Linked DNA regions of Homo sapiens: region 1 is linked to region 2. The links are chromatin contacts, found by Hi-C or POLR2A ChIA-PET in ENCODE. All regions are on one chromosome and are shown on one strand. Each heading gives the region's core, a stretch centred on a gene start or an enhancer-like site at or near the end of the contact. The rest is flanking DNA. Distances are from core to core; before and after follow the strand shown.

Region 1 (5,677 bases), core at 2,768-5,267, 1.1 Mb before region 2:
CAACCTTCAGGAGGCCCCCTAAACTTTATAAGGGCCCTCTCCTTAATTTGAGCCTTTTCAACGTGTTTCTCCTTCCCTTAAACTTTTTATTGAAATCTACATTACAGAAAAGGGCATAAATCCTAAGTGTATAGTTTGATGAATTTTCATAAAGTAAACATGCCCATGCAACCTATTCCTAGATAAGGAGTTGAGAGCATTATCAGCTCATCTGGTCACCACCCGGTGAGCTAGCATCCTAAGTTTAGCTTGTTTTTGACCTTTACGTGAATGGAATCACTTGTACAAGTTTTAAAGTAACTGTTTAGAATGTTTATTGGGAATTAGATTACAAAGTAATACACAGCTTGGCGCAGTGGCTCACGCCTGTAATCCTAGCACTTTGGGAGGCTGAGGCGGATGGATCACTGAGGTCAGGAGTTCGAGACCAGCCTGGCCAACATGGCGAAACCCTGTCTCTACTAAAAATACAAAAAGTAGCTGGGCATGGTGGTGCATCCCTGTAATCCCAGCTACTCGGGAGGCTGAGGCAGGAGAATCCCTTGAACCTGCAGGGCGGAGGTCACAGTGAGCCGAGATCCTGCCACTTCACTCCAGTCTGGGCGAAAGAGTGAAACTCCGTCTCAAAAAAAAAAAAAAAAAAAAAAAAAAAAGATCATTTTTTTAATTCAGAAAAATATATAGTTGAAGAACAAAAAGTCAGCTCCTATCCCACCACCAGTGAAATTTAAAATGAGACAGTCCAGAAGAATGGTCTGGGAACAAACTCATCTGAGCGAATGAAAAATAGTGCAGAGAACTGGTGAAAATACTAGGACAAGATCCCTAAGATTCTGACTTATTATGGAAATAGACAACTTGGACACTGCCAAAGGGTATTTTGTAAGTAGAACCACAAATATTCTTTCAAAGACTCTTGGAGGGTTTCAAACAATCCTCCTAAAAATTGATCAGTATTTTTGGTAGGCATCATTTTTAATGTAAAAACGAAAAAAACAAAAATTTCCTTTTATGTGAAAACGAAAAAAGATTAAACTATTCAAAATAATGGTTAAACTGGCTTCAGAGAAGCCTGTAGCCTGTCTTACTTTTTTTCAGTGCTAATTTGAAAAACTTAGATAATTTTTTAAGAATCCAGAGCAAGTTTTTTCTGTTCTGGGTGGAAGGAGGGGAGGAGAGAACTCTTACTTGGGAGAGTAATGAGATCAGACACCATTGGATTCATTTACACTTTGCTACAACCGTGTAAGCAGCCTACAGCCTTGTGTTTTGGTTACTTCCCTGCTTAGACACCTGCATTATCCCCTACAGGAGTTGTGCCTAGCACTCAAAGTAGTCTGGCCTTCAAGGCATCCCTTCTTTCAAGAGTTCATGCCCTCTTTGGAAATGGAAAAATATTTTGTGCTGCTTTTACTGCATGTATCAATATTCTACTGCATATGATACTTAATTGATTTGCTTTATTTTCCTTTCCCCTTATTTCCCATTGCAACAGTGAGCACTGTTGTGTTTATTCATGGTCTTTCACACATACTAGGTAATCAATACTTTGTTGAAATCAGTATTTTAACAGAGGAGAAACAGCTTACAAAGCTCTTCTAATAACTCCTAAACTTTGGGTTTCCACCTCTGGAGATTTTTAAGGCAGGCAGAAGGGGCTCTGGCCTCTGTTTTAGGAGATTCAGGTTTAAACCCTCAATTTTAATTGCAAATAGCTAGAGAATTTAGACATATGAATTACCCCTCAGATTCTCTTTGCTCCGTTATGGAATGGTGATAATGCTTACACTGCTTTGGTGTAGGAGTTTTCTGAGGGGATGAGATTATGGAGGCATATATATTTTGAACAGTATAAATTGTTACTTTGGTATAGGATTTTTCTGAGGGGATGAGATTATGGAAGCATATATATTTTGAACGGTATAAATCGTTGCATAGTTTACCAATGTTTTAAGAATTTTAGTAGTGAGCCGGTGGCGGTGGCTCACTCCTGTAATCCCAGCACTTTGGGAGGCTGAGGCAGGTAGATCACGAGGTCAGGAGTTCAAGATAAGCCTGGCCAAGATGGCGAAACCCCATCTCTGCTAAAAATAGAAAAATTAGCTGGGCGTGGTGGCGGGCGCCTGTAATCCCAGCTACTCAGGAGGCTGAGGCAGAGAATTGCTTGAACCCGGGAGGTGGAGGTTGCAGTGAGCCAAGATTGCGCCACTGCAGTCCAGCCTGAGCAAAAAAGCGAGACTCCGTCTCAAAAAAAAAAAGAATTTTAGTAGTGAAAAAAGTCTTTAAAAATTTGTATGGATATATAACAGCTTTACATATATCTGGGGCGCCTGTGACGTTTTGATACAAGCATACAATGTGTAATGATGAAATCTAAACTGAGATAACCATGACCTCCAACATTTATCATTTCTTTGTGTTGGGAATATTGCGTATCTTTTCTAGCTATTTTGAAGTATACAATAAGATATTGTTAACTATAGTCATGAAAGAACTTAAATTCTGAAAAAATAAATCTTCCAGAATTACTGGAAATAGACTTTAAAAACAATCTAATCCCACAATTTTAATAATGGGATTATAGGTGGTTTCTATTTTCATGTTCATGCCTCCCGCCACCAAATTTCTACAGGGGAAATATATTTCATCAGGGGAAAGAGATTTTTCAAAAGTAATAGGAAATATTTCTTTATTATTGTGGAAGTTCATTTTGATAGTAAATTCAGAGGATTTAGGCTGTAATCCTTAATTTCAGGATAATCCCAACACTGCTTACAAGCCAGATTTCCACTCCATTTCTATGCATTTTTACTTGGGGTCGTTTGTTTCTATCTTTCCCTGCGTTCCAGGTTAGGATTCCACAATTGCAAATAGGTATTTATGTAATTCTGCTGGCCTTTGTTTTTTAAAGATTTACCTTAATTGTAAAGGTGGCCTGTTTGTAGCTTTTGTGCATAACTGGAACCTTGTACTCATAGTTGAGGTGACAGTCTGTGCAAATTCCTAGACAGTGAGATAAACCCAAGGCATTTTGCTATAAGTTGACATTTTTGCCCACATTTCTGCTACCCCATGACCCCCTTCCCCCACTGTTTTGCTTTAAATGTCTCCCTTTCCTGTTTACTATGGCAGTCAGATTCATTGGAGGCTGTGTATCAAAGAGAAAACCAGCATGTCAGCAGCATGTCTGTACCTTGAGATGAGAGGTAGGAAATAAGCTAACCCATTTCCTTCTAGATTCAGAAAAAAAATGAAGCACTGACTCCATAGACCTAGATGTCTGGCCTTACATCAGTACGTACTTAGAGAGCTCATCATTTTTCTTTAAGTTGCTGACTGGTTTTGTCAGACTCTTCTGTAGGTCCCCTATAACTGAATCTTGGAGAAGTGAAGGGCTTTTCTGATTAATTTTGGTTTTATATAATAAGATTAAGCTCCTACCATGTGAAAACAAGCTCCTTGACATTCTTTAGATTGTTGTTAAAGCCAAGTCATCTAAAACCAAAATATCACAAGTTCTTAAATGGTTTCATTATGTTGTTATCACAGGTATCACAGGTTTTTATATATCAAACAAGGAACTTTCTATAGTTTCTTAAATGGCCTGTTTGTACTTATTTGCATATTGACTTGTTTCCTGTATGTTGGCCACAACTCTAACTTGAACATCCTATCTGTAAGAGAACAACAACTTGAGACCCATCTGGTATCTGGTAGGAACTGTAAAAGTCTCCCCCTCAGATTACCGGGGCAATTGCTGCCATGGGAATAAATACAGAGAAATAATCTATAAATGGAAAAGCGGGGAGAGAATTCATGGTTAATAGGCTGTTTTCCCAAGAGGGCTAAAGCCAAAGCCCTTCTCAAAACCTTTCAGTTAAATCCCCCTTGACATCTCACAGTCTGAGTCATGCCAAGCACAATAAGCTGTTGTGAAGAAAAGTCTAGAAACTGCCAGTTCGCCAGTATTTTTTTGTCCCCTACTGTGTGTCAGGAATGGACTAGATACACAAGAGCCTTCCATTCTTAGAAGACTACAGTACTGGCCTGGCACGGTGGCTCATGCCTGTAATCCCTTCACTTTGGCAGGCCGAGTCAGGTGGATCTCCTGAGGTCAGGAGTTCAAGACCAGCCCGGCCAACATGGTGAAACCCAGTCTCTAATAAAAATACAAAAATTAGCCTGGTGTGGTGGTGCAAGCCTGTAATCCCAGCTACTCAGGAGGCTGAGGCAGCAGAATCACTTGAACCTGGGAGACCAAGATTGCAGTGAGCTGAGATCGTGCCTCCAGCCTGGGCAACAGAGTGAGACTCCATCTCAACAACAACAAAAAATTGAATATTATTGTATTGTTTTGAGAGAAATCAATTTAGGGTACCTTGGGAATGCTGCCGCTTTAGACCTGCTTTAAGGTGGTCTTCTTTTTTTTTTTTTTTTTTCTTTTTTTTTTTTGAGATGGAGTCTTGTTCTGTTGCTGAGGTTGGAGTGCAGTGGCATGATCTTGGCTCACTGCAACTTCTGCCTCGCAGGTTCAAACAATTCTCCTGCTTCAGCCTCCCCAGTAGAGTAGCTGGGATTACAGGCATACACTACCTTGCCTGGATAATTTTTGTATTTTTATTTATTTTATTTTATTTTTTAGACAAAGTCTTGCTCTTGTCCCCCAGGCTGGAGTGCAGTGGCGTGATCTCGGCCCACTGCAACCTCCACCTCCTGGGTTCAAGTGATTCTCCTGCCTCAGCCTCCTGAGTAGCTGGGATTACAGGCACCTGCCATCATGCCCGGCGAATTTTTGTATTTTTAGTAGAGATGGGGTTTCACCATGTTGGCCAGGCTGGTCTCAAACTCCTGACCTCAGGTGATCCACCTGCCTCGGCCTCCCAAAGTGCTGGGATTATAGGCATGAGCCACCACACCCAGCAAATTTTTGTATTTTTAGTAGAGACGGGGTTTTGCCATGTTGGCCAGGCTGGTCTCGAACTCCTGACCTCAAGTGATCTGCCCACCTCGGCCTCCCAGAGTGCTGGGATTACAGCCATGAGCCACAGCACCTGGCCAAAGTGGTCTTAAAAGGCTTCTGAAGAGGTTATGTTTGAAATGAGGCCAGAAGGATAACTGGAATTTATAATCTTTCTTTGGTGCCATGGATCCCTTTGATTATCTAATGAGATCTAGGATAATCCTCTTAAAATTCATTGAATTACAAAGGAAACCTGTTAGAATGAAATACCTGTCAAATATTGAAAAAAGTAAATTTGTGATGTAATATAGATACGTATTAACATATTTAATAACAAGATCTAGAAACTACCATGATTTCAAATAGTGATGAATGTAGGCAGTAAATCAAGATTTCTGCAACTATAGTGCAATATGAAAATACCTGTGATTTCTGTTGATGATGAAGTCACAGATAAACCTAATACTACTAGTGGTTTATTGCCTCTGTCAAAAGAAAAAATTACGACAAACATAGTATAAAGATCTTAATTAGCTTTTATTTGAGATTCTAAAGTTGGGCAACACCTCATTCTTAGAGAATGAGGGTTTCAATGAGCTGAGCAGAGGAAGTTGGTTTTATAGACAGGGGCTGAGGAAAGCAGAAACAGAAAACAAAAAATGGGTGGTTTCAAAGTTAATTTATTTGTAAAGGTTAAAGCAGAGGGAAGTCCCTTAT
Region 2 (6,240 bases), core at 80-2,579:
GACGCATTCAATCATACATGCTGACTGAATCTCTACCGTGTGCCAGGCACTATTCTAGATGCCAGGGATGCCACAATAACCAGGCAGTCAAGGTCACTGGTTTCATGGTGGTTAATTTCAGTGAGGAGAGATAGACAACAAACAAACACATAGAGGAACTAGATCGTTCTGGCTAAAGATGAGACCGGAAAGAACAAGGCCCTGGGTGATAGAGGCTGGTGGTGGAGGTGGAAGGTAGAAGCAGAGAGAGGTGTTTTCAATAGGGTTATCTGAGAAGCTCTCTAAGATGTGTTTTTTGAGCTGTGACCTGAATGAGGAGGAAGAGCAGCCATGCCAAGAGCTGAAGGAAAGGCATTCAGGGTAGAGGGCACAGCAGATGCAAAGGCCTTGAGTGTGGAAGCGAACATGGCGTGTTTGAGGAATGGATCAAAGTAATTTGAAAGTCTCAGGCTGCATGGGACTGGTGGTCAGACTGGGTCCAGGGAATGGGTAAGAGGTAAGTCAGGGCTGAGTTTATGGACAATAAGACCATTTCTGGAAGGACCTGGGAAATCAAAAGGAACCAGTTCATGGTGAAATGGGTTTCCAAGGCTGCATCTTCAGAAAGATGGACTTGATTTTTTTTTCAGCTTAAAACAACACATTATTATCATCTCACAGTTCCCGTGGTTCAGGAGACTGGGTGTGGGTAGCTGGATCCTCTGTGCAAAGTCTCACAAAAAAGAAATTGGGCAACATCCGGGCTGCAATCTCATCTCATGCTCGGGGGTCCTCTTCCAGGCTCCCATGGTGTGGCAGGATTCAGTTCCTTACACTGGAGGATGGGGGGAGCCCCTTTCCTTGGGGCCATTCTCAGCTCCCAGAGATGACCCAAATTTCCCACCATATGGACTCTCCATCCTCACATCCAGCCACAGACAATCTCCCTTATGTTGGATCCCTCTCTCACTTGGAATCATTCTCCAGGAAGGGCTGACTTGATTTTGAGTCAAGGCATCTCTTCTGTTTTCCTGGCCCAGGGACAAAATTGGTTTATGTGTTCACAGAGGCAACACATACATTTAAGAAAAATGTGTCACAAGCGCAGACAACAGGGAAATACCAACAACAGATTTTACTTAGTTTACAGCTCAGCGGAGGGACAGGCCCAGTTCCACCCTGCCCCATGCCTCCCTCCTCCTGCCCCCACACCCTGTCAAGCCTGTCTGCGACCCTCACTCATTTAGCCCCATCACAACCAAGCCAGAGCCTTGTTTGAGTCAGGCTTCTCTCTCTTTACTGCCTGGCCCACCTCCATCCGCCTGAGTGACCTCACACAACCCTTTGAGAACTCGCCCGGCTCATAAGCAGTGGTTGTGCAGGGGAAATAGTCCAGTGAGAAGGAGTGGCCTGAGAAACGGGGGTTTTGTTCCCACCAGCTTATGATTTATTTACAAGCTTCCTTAAGCTAGTGCTTTTGTTCTATAGAACTCTCCGCACAAACAACCTTCAAGATGGACATTTTTACACAACTCTCTTTGGAAATTAGAATGAGGGAGAACAGAACGGGAGGGAACAAAGGGAGAAAACGGGGCGGCAGTGGAAGAAGGCATATAAATGCTGTCTTATATTTGTATAAGGCTTTATAGCAGTTTTCAAAGACTAGCCAGCCAGGGGCTGGATCCAGCCAGCAGATGTGTTTGGTTTGGACCATAGAGTAATCTAAAACTCAAGGAGTGACATATGCAAATAGATTTCCTGTTTCTCTTCTAAGAAAACAACTGGGGCATATCTGGTAACAGTGGATCTACATTCACACGTGGTAATGATTAGCTGGAGCTGAACAATGACTGTCCCCTTCGGAAGGGCCTGCTGGCTTCCCCGCCCCTCAGTCTCCACCACATCTAATCCAGTCCCTCTGACCAGCTTTGTTCATTTTCATTACCTCCCTGGCCTTGCAGGCATTTGGTGGCAGCCTCTGCATTCTCCTGTGTCCTGGTGCCAGGGGGCGTGACACCTTGGATTCATCATTCTGGTCCTGGACTCCATAGAGGATGTGACAGTTCAGGGCCAGGACGGAGCCAGTTTTCTTTCTGACGAGACTTCTCCATGACCCTGACACTGAGTTTTTGTTGTTGTTGTTTTTTTTCTTTTGTCATGAGTTAAGAGAGAACCGGGGGTGAGGAGAGGGAAAGGGGCATAGTGGCAGGCGTCTGTGGTCCCAACAGTTTGGGAGGCTGAGGCGGGAGGATCACTTGAGCTCAGGAGTTTGAGGCTGTGGTGAGTTTTTGTTTGTTTGTTTTTTGAGATGGAGTCTCACTCTGTCGCCTGGTTTGGAGCACAGTGGCGCAGTCTTGGCTCGCTGCAACCTCCAACTCCCAGGTTCAAGAGATTCTCCTGCCTCAGCCTCCCAGGTAGCTGGGATTACAGGCGTGTGCTACCATGCCCAGATAATTTTTGTATTTCAGTAGAGACAGGGTTTCACCATGTTGGCCAGGCTGGTCTTGAACTCCTGACCTCAAGTGAACCACCCACCTCAGCCTTCCAGAGTGTTAGGATTACAGGCATGAGCCACTGCACCCAGCCTGTGGTGAGTTCTGATTGCACCACTACACTCCAGCCTGGGCAACAGAGTGAGACCCTCTCTCCAAAAAGAAAAAAATAGATATTAAAAGAACTGGTTGAGGGTGAGGAATGGGAATGATGGAGATCAAGAGGAGAGTGAGGTGTGAATAAGCACCAAGTGATGTCTCTGTTTCGGGATTTTTGTGAGGAAGGTGTTCCTGTTAAGCAGAAGAGGTGTGAGCGCCTAGGTGCTCTCTCAGACCTGGATTCACCCATCAGATCCTTAACCTTGGCAAACACCTTCACTTCTTTGAGCCTCCATTCGTGCATCTGTTAAGTGAGAACCAGACTTTGAAATGTACTTGCGAGAACCATAAATAGTACGTGCAAAACATCCCACAGAGAGTAGACACCCTGTAAATGAATGCTATGTCGTCTCAAAATCTTTTAGCAATGAGGTGGGATATAGAATAGAAAGGCAAAATGGTAGGTAGTTTTTTTTGTTTGTTTGTTTGTTTTTTTGAGATGGAGCCTCACTCTGTTGCCCAGGCTGGAGTGCAGTGGCATGATCTTGGCTCACTGCAACCTCCGCCTCCCAGGTTTAAGCAATTCTCATGCCTCAGCCTCCAGAGTAGCAAAGACTACAGGTGTGAGCCACCACGCCTGGATAATTTTTTGTATTTTTAGTAGACACAGGGTTTCACCATGTTGGCCAGGCTAGTCTCAAACTCCTGGCTTCAAGTGATCTGCCTGCCTCAGCCTCCCAAAGTGCTGGGATTACAGGTGTGAGCCACCACACCTGGCCTATTTCTTAATAAGTATTTCGTCCTACTGATTGGGAGAGCATGGCCTGGGGAATGAGGGGGTATTTTGAATCTGAGTGTGTTCACGAGTCCTTTGTTCACCTCTCTCCTGTGCTTTGGGCTTCTTAGCAGCCTTTGGCACTAATCCTGGGCTTAAGGTCTGTTTTGCTGTCTCTTAGCTGTTGGAGCCAGCAGACCTGACTGGAGAGAACTGGATGATGAGCTCATGAAAGAAGCTGTGCTGTACGTGGATTCCCAGGAGGCTGCCCTGAAGGAGTCTGGAGATGTCCTGCTGTCAGGGGTGAGGCCCTTCTGACCCCAGTCAGGGCTGCCACCTGGCTGGCCTCACCTGGATCCCAGGGTTTCATTAACTTCCCTTCCAGTTTGGTCTGCTCCAGACCTCAGCCACCCCACCTCCTTGTAGGGGAAGGAGCTCCTAAACATTTTGCAACCCTCTTTAATTCCATTCCAGAAAAATATGGGCATTATGGGTGGTGACATGTGTGTTCCTGGAAGGAGAAGCTCAGTGGATTTTATTTTTTTGCTGGGCTGTCCTCTAAAGAAGTGGGATTGGAAGCTTCTTGCAGCCTGGAAACCTTCCCAATGTGGCCAACATGATAAGACTGTGTTGCCCACCTTCTGGCCTCATTTTACGGTTATAATCAGCATAAAACAAGAAGGGAGCTGCTGGCATGCATGTTCAGATAACAGCATGTCTATTTCCTCACTGACACAATGATCTTGGCAGGACAGCTCCCTGAGCACCAACTCGAATCTCTGTGTTTATGGTATCACAAAAGCAAATGCCACCCCAAAAGGATTTCGGGGCCAGCCTCCTCCCTAATATCATTCAGTGTACAAAGGATCTCTCTCTTTTTTTTTTTTTTTTTAATCAAATTTATCTCTTATCCAATTCAGGAATTCCCTGGGCTGGCTTCAAAAGCCAACCCTGCACAGACTTTAGCTTCATGCCTGGGTCAGCGTATGTTTGTTTCCTAGGCCGAGATCTTTGCTGAGCTGGGAGAAGTGATTAAGGGAGTGAAACCAGCCCACTGTGAGAAGACCACCGTGTTCAAGTCTTTGGGTAAGATCCATTGCTCCCTGGGCACAAATCCAACTAGCGCACAAGGCAGGTTCACCCATTGGTGGAAAGAGCAATGAGTCACCAGACTCTGCAGCTGAATCATTGTGCTCCATCATTCAGGTCAATTATTTACATGGTTTAGCCTAGTGCTAAGCCCATGAACTCTGGAACTGAGCAGTCCTGGGTCAGAGTCCCTTCCCCGCCACTCAAAGGCAGGTGTCCTTAGGCAAGTGATCTGACCTCTGTAGGCCTCAGTTTCCTCACCACCTGTTACCATTGAGGATTAGGTGGGATTTGCATATAAAATGAATCAGTTCGGTGCAGATCTTGATGAAATTCAGAAGGTACCCTTCAGAGGTGGAGGGGGCAGGGGACAAAGATGTTAAAAGACAGGAACCTTAAGGGAAATGGCAGAGACCCAACCTGAAAGAGTCAGATGGAAAGTATAGCCTAAGCCCTGTTCATTCCCTCCTTCCCTACTCTCCCACTTGCTGCTTTGAGGAGGGCTTCCATGGGGAGCCCCCTACCACCTGAGTTGTATGGGGTACCTTATAGAAGCCCAACAAAGGGTGGGCTCCCAGTGGCCAGTCTGTCCCTTGCCCCAGGTCCTCTTCCACCCTATGAGATTGAAGGAAACAGAAGTACATGGGAACAGGCTGAGCTCGGTGGCTCACGCCTGTAATCCCAACACTTTGGGAGGCCAAGGTGGGCAGATCACTTGAGCTAAGGAGTTTGAGACCAGCCTGGCCAACATGGTGAAACTCCATCTCTACTAAAAATACAAAAATTAGCCAGGCGTGGTGGTGCACATCTGCAATCCCAGCTACTTGGGAGGTTGAGGCAGGAGAATCACTTGAACCCGGAAGGTGGAGGTTGTAGTGAGCTGACATCGTGCACTCCAGCCTGGGCAACAGAGCAAGACTCCATCTCAAAAAATAAATAAATAAAGTACATGGGAACAGAGCTGATACACCTAAAACACTGAAATACTCCCAAACTGGTTGGTAAACAGTTGCTATCCTGAGCCCCTCGAGAGTGCCCTCTGTCCCCCTCTCATGACCTTCCATACTTCGTGATCAAGCAGCAAAAGAGTAAATGCCTGGCAGAGCATCAGGAGCGCTCTGGCCACCCAGAGCCCATGCCATTGGTTAAGTATCCATGCCTTGCAGGTTGGTAAATGTCTTTAAAATCTCTCATGCACTGGAAGACAAAGGCAATACAATTTTATCTGGAGCCTGGTTCAAAGACATCACATGGATCCAGTTTTGTCTGAAAACTTCAAAGGTCATGGCAGATCAGAGGTCAGCCAGCCCTTACTTAAGGAGCCAAAATGCTGCAGAAACTTGTTCTGTCCTTTTTGGCAATTTTTGCTTTCTTACTTTTGGGGATCAGTTTATTGGTGCATTGTTTCATCTAACAGATGCGTATCAAGCACCTAATTATCTGTGCTGGGTGCAGAGGTTAAGGTATCTACCAAAATTACAAGACAAAGGGGAGATATCAAAGGATGCAGCATTCAAACTGGACCAAGCGTCAGAAAACTACAGTCCTGGGGCCAGACCTGCTCTGCTGCCTGCTTTTGTGTGGCCTATGAGCTAGAAATGGTTTTTAGATTTTCAAATGAATGGGGGGAGAAAATATTTCATGATGTCTGAAAATGATACAAAATTCAAGCTTCAGTCCCATCAATAATTTCACTGGAACACAGCCCACAGCCAGGCTCTTTTGTTTACCTGTTGGCTGTGTTTTCTACTCTAAAGGCAGAGTTGAATAATTGTAATAGAGACCCTGTGGCCCACAAAGCCTAAA

The links. Hi-C counts contacts between places; a loop is a spot of excess contacts on that map. ChIA-PET counts read pairs that join two places held with the same protein, here RNA polymerase II (POLR2A). Pooled maps may share reads with other maps.
Region 1: a pooled map shows a loop between it and region 2 (3-fold over the local background). The contact joins two enhancer-like sites. A Hi-C loop is called at or near these places in 2 of 50 pooled maps. POLR2A ChIA-PET finds 5 or more read pairs at or near these places in 2 of 52 experiments (WTC11 and activated T-cell).

The regions. Positions count from the first base shown.
Region 1 is chr16:22,355,716-22,361,392 of GRCh38, reverse strand. The region is part of intron 2 of CDR2 (cerebellar degeneration related protein 2); the gene reads left to right. Among named protein-coding and RNA genes, the nearest start is that of CDR2, 16 kb to the left of the region's middle. RefSeq lists a silencer at 3,103-3,172 and an enhancer at 4,043-4,122. Within about 2 kb of position 4,017, at least 7 of the 41 ENCODE cell types and tissues checked have a DNase peak (open chromatin) inside an H3K27ac peak, as active enhancers do.
Region 2 is chr16:21,259,445-21,265,684 of GRCh38, reverse strand. It overlaps CRYM (crystallin mu), which reads left to right. Exons shown (of 8, transcript NM_001376256.1): 6 at 3,527-3,648; 7 at 4,347-4,431. Among named protein-coding and RNA genes, the nearest start is that of CRYM, 16 kb to the left of the region's middle. RefSeq lists an enhancer at 1,604-1,663. Within about 2 kb of position 1,329, at least 9 of the 41 ENCODE cell types and tissues checked have a DNase peak (open chromatin) inside an H3K27ac peak, as active enhancers do.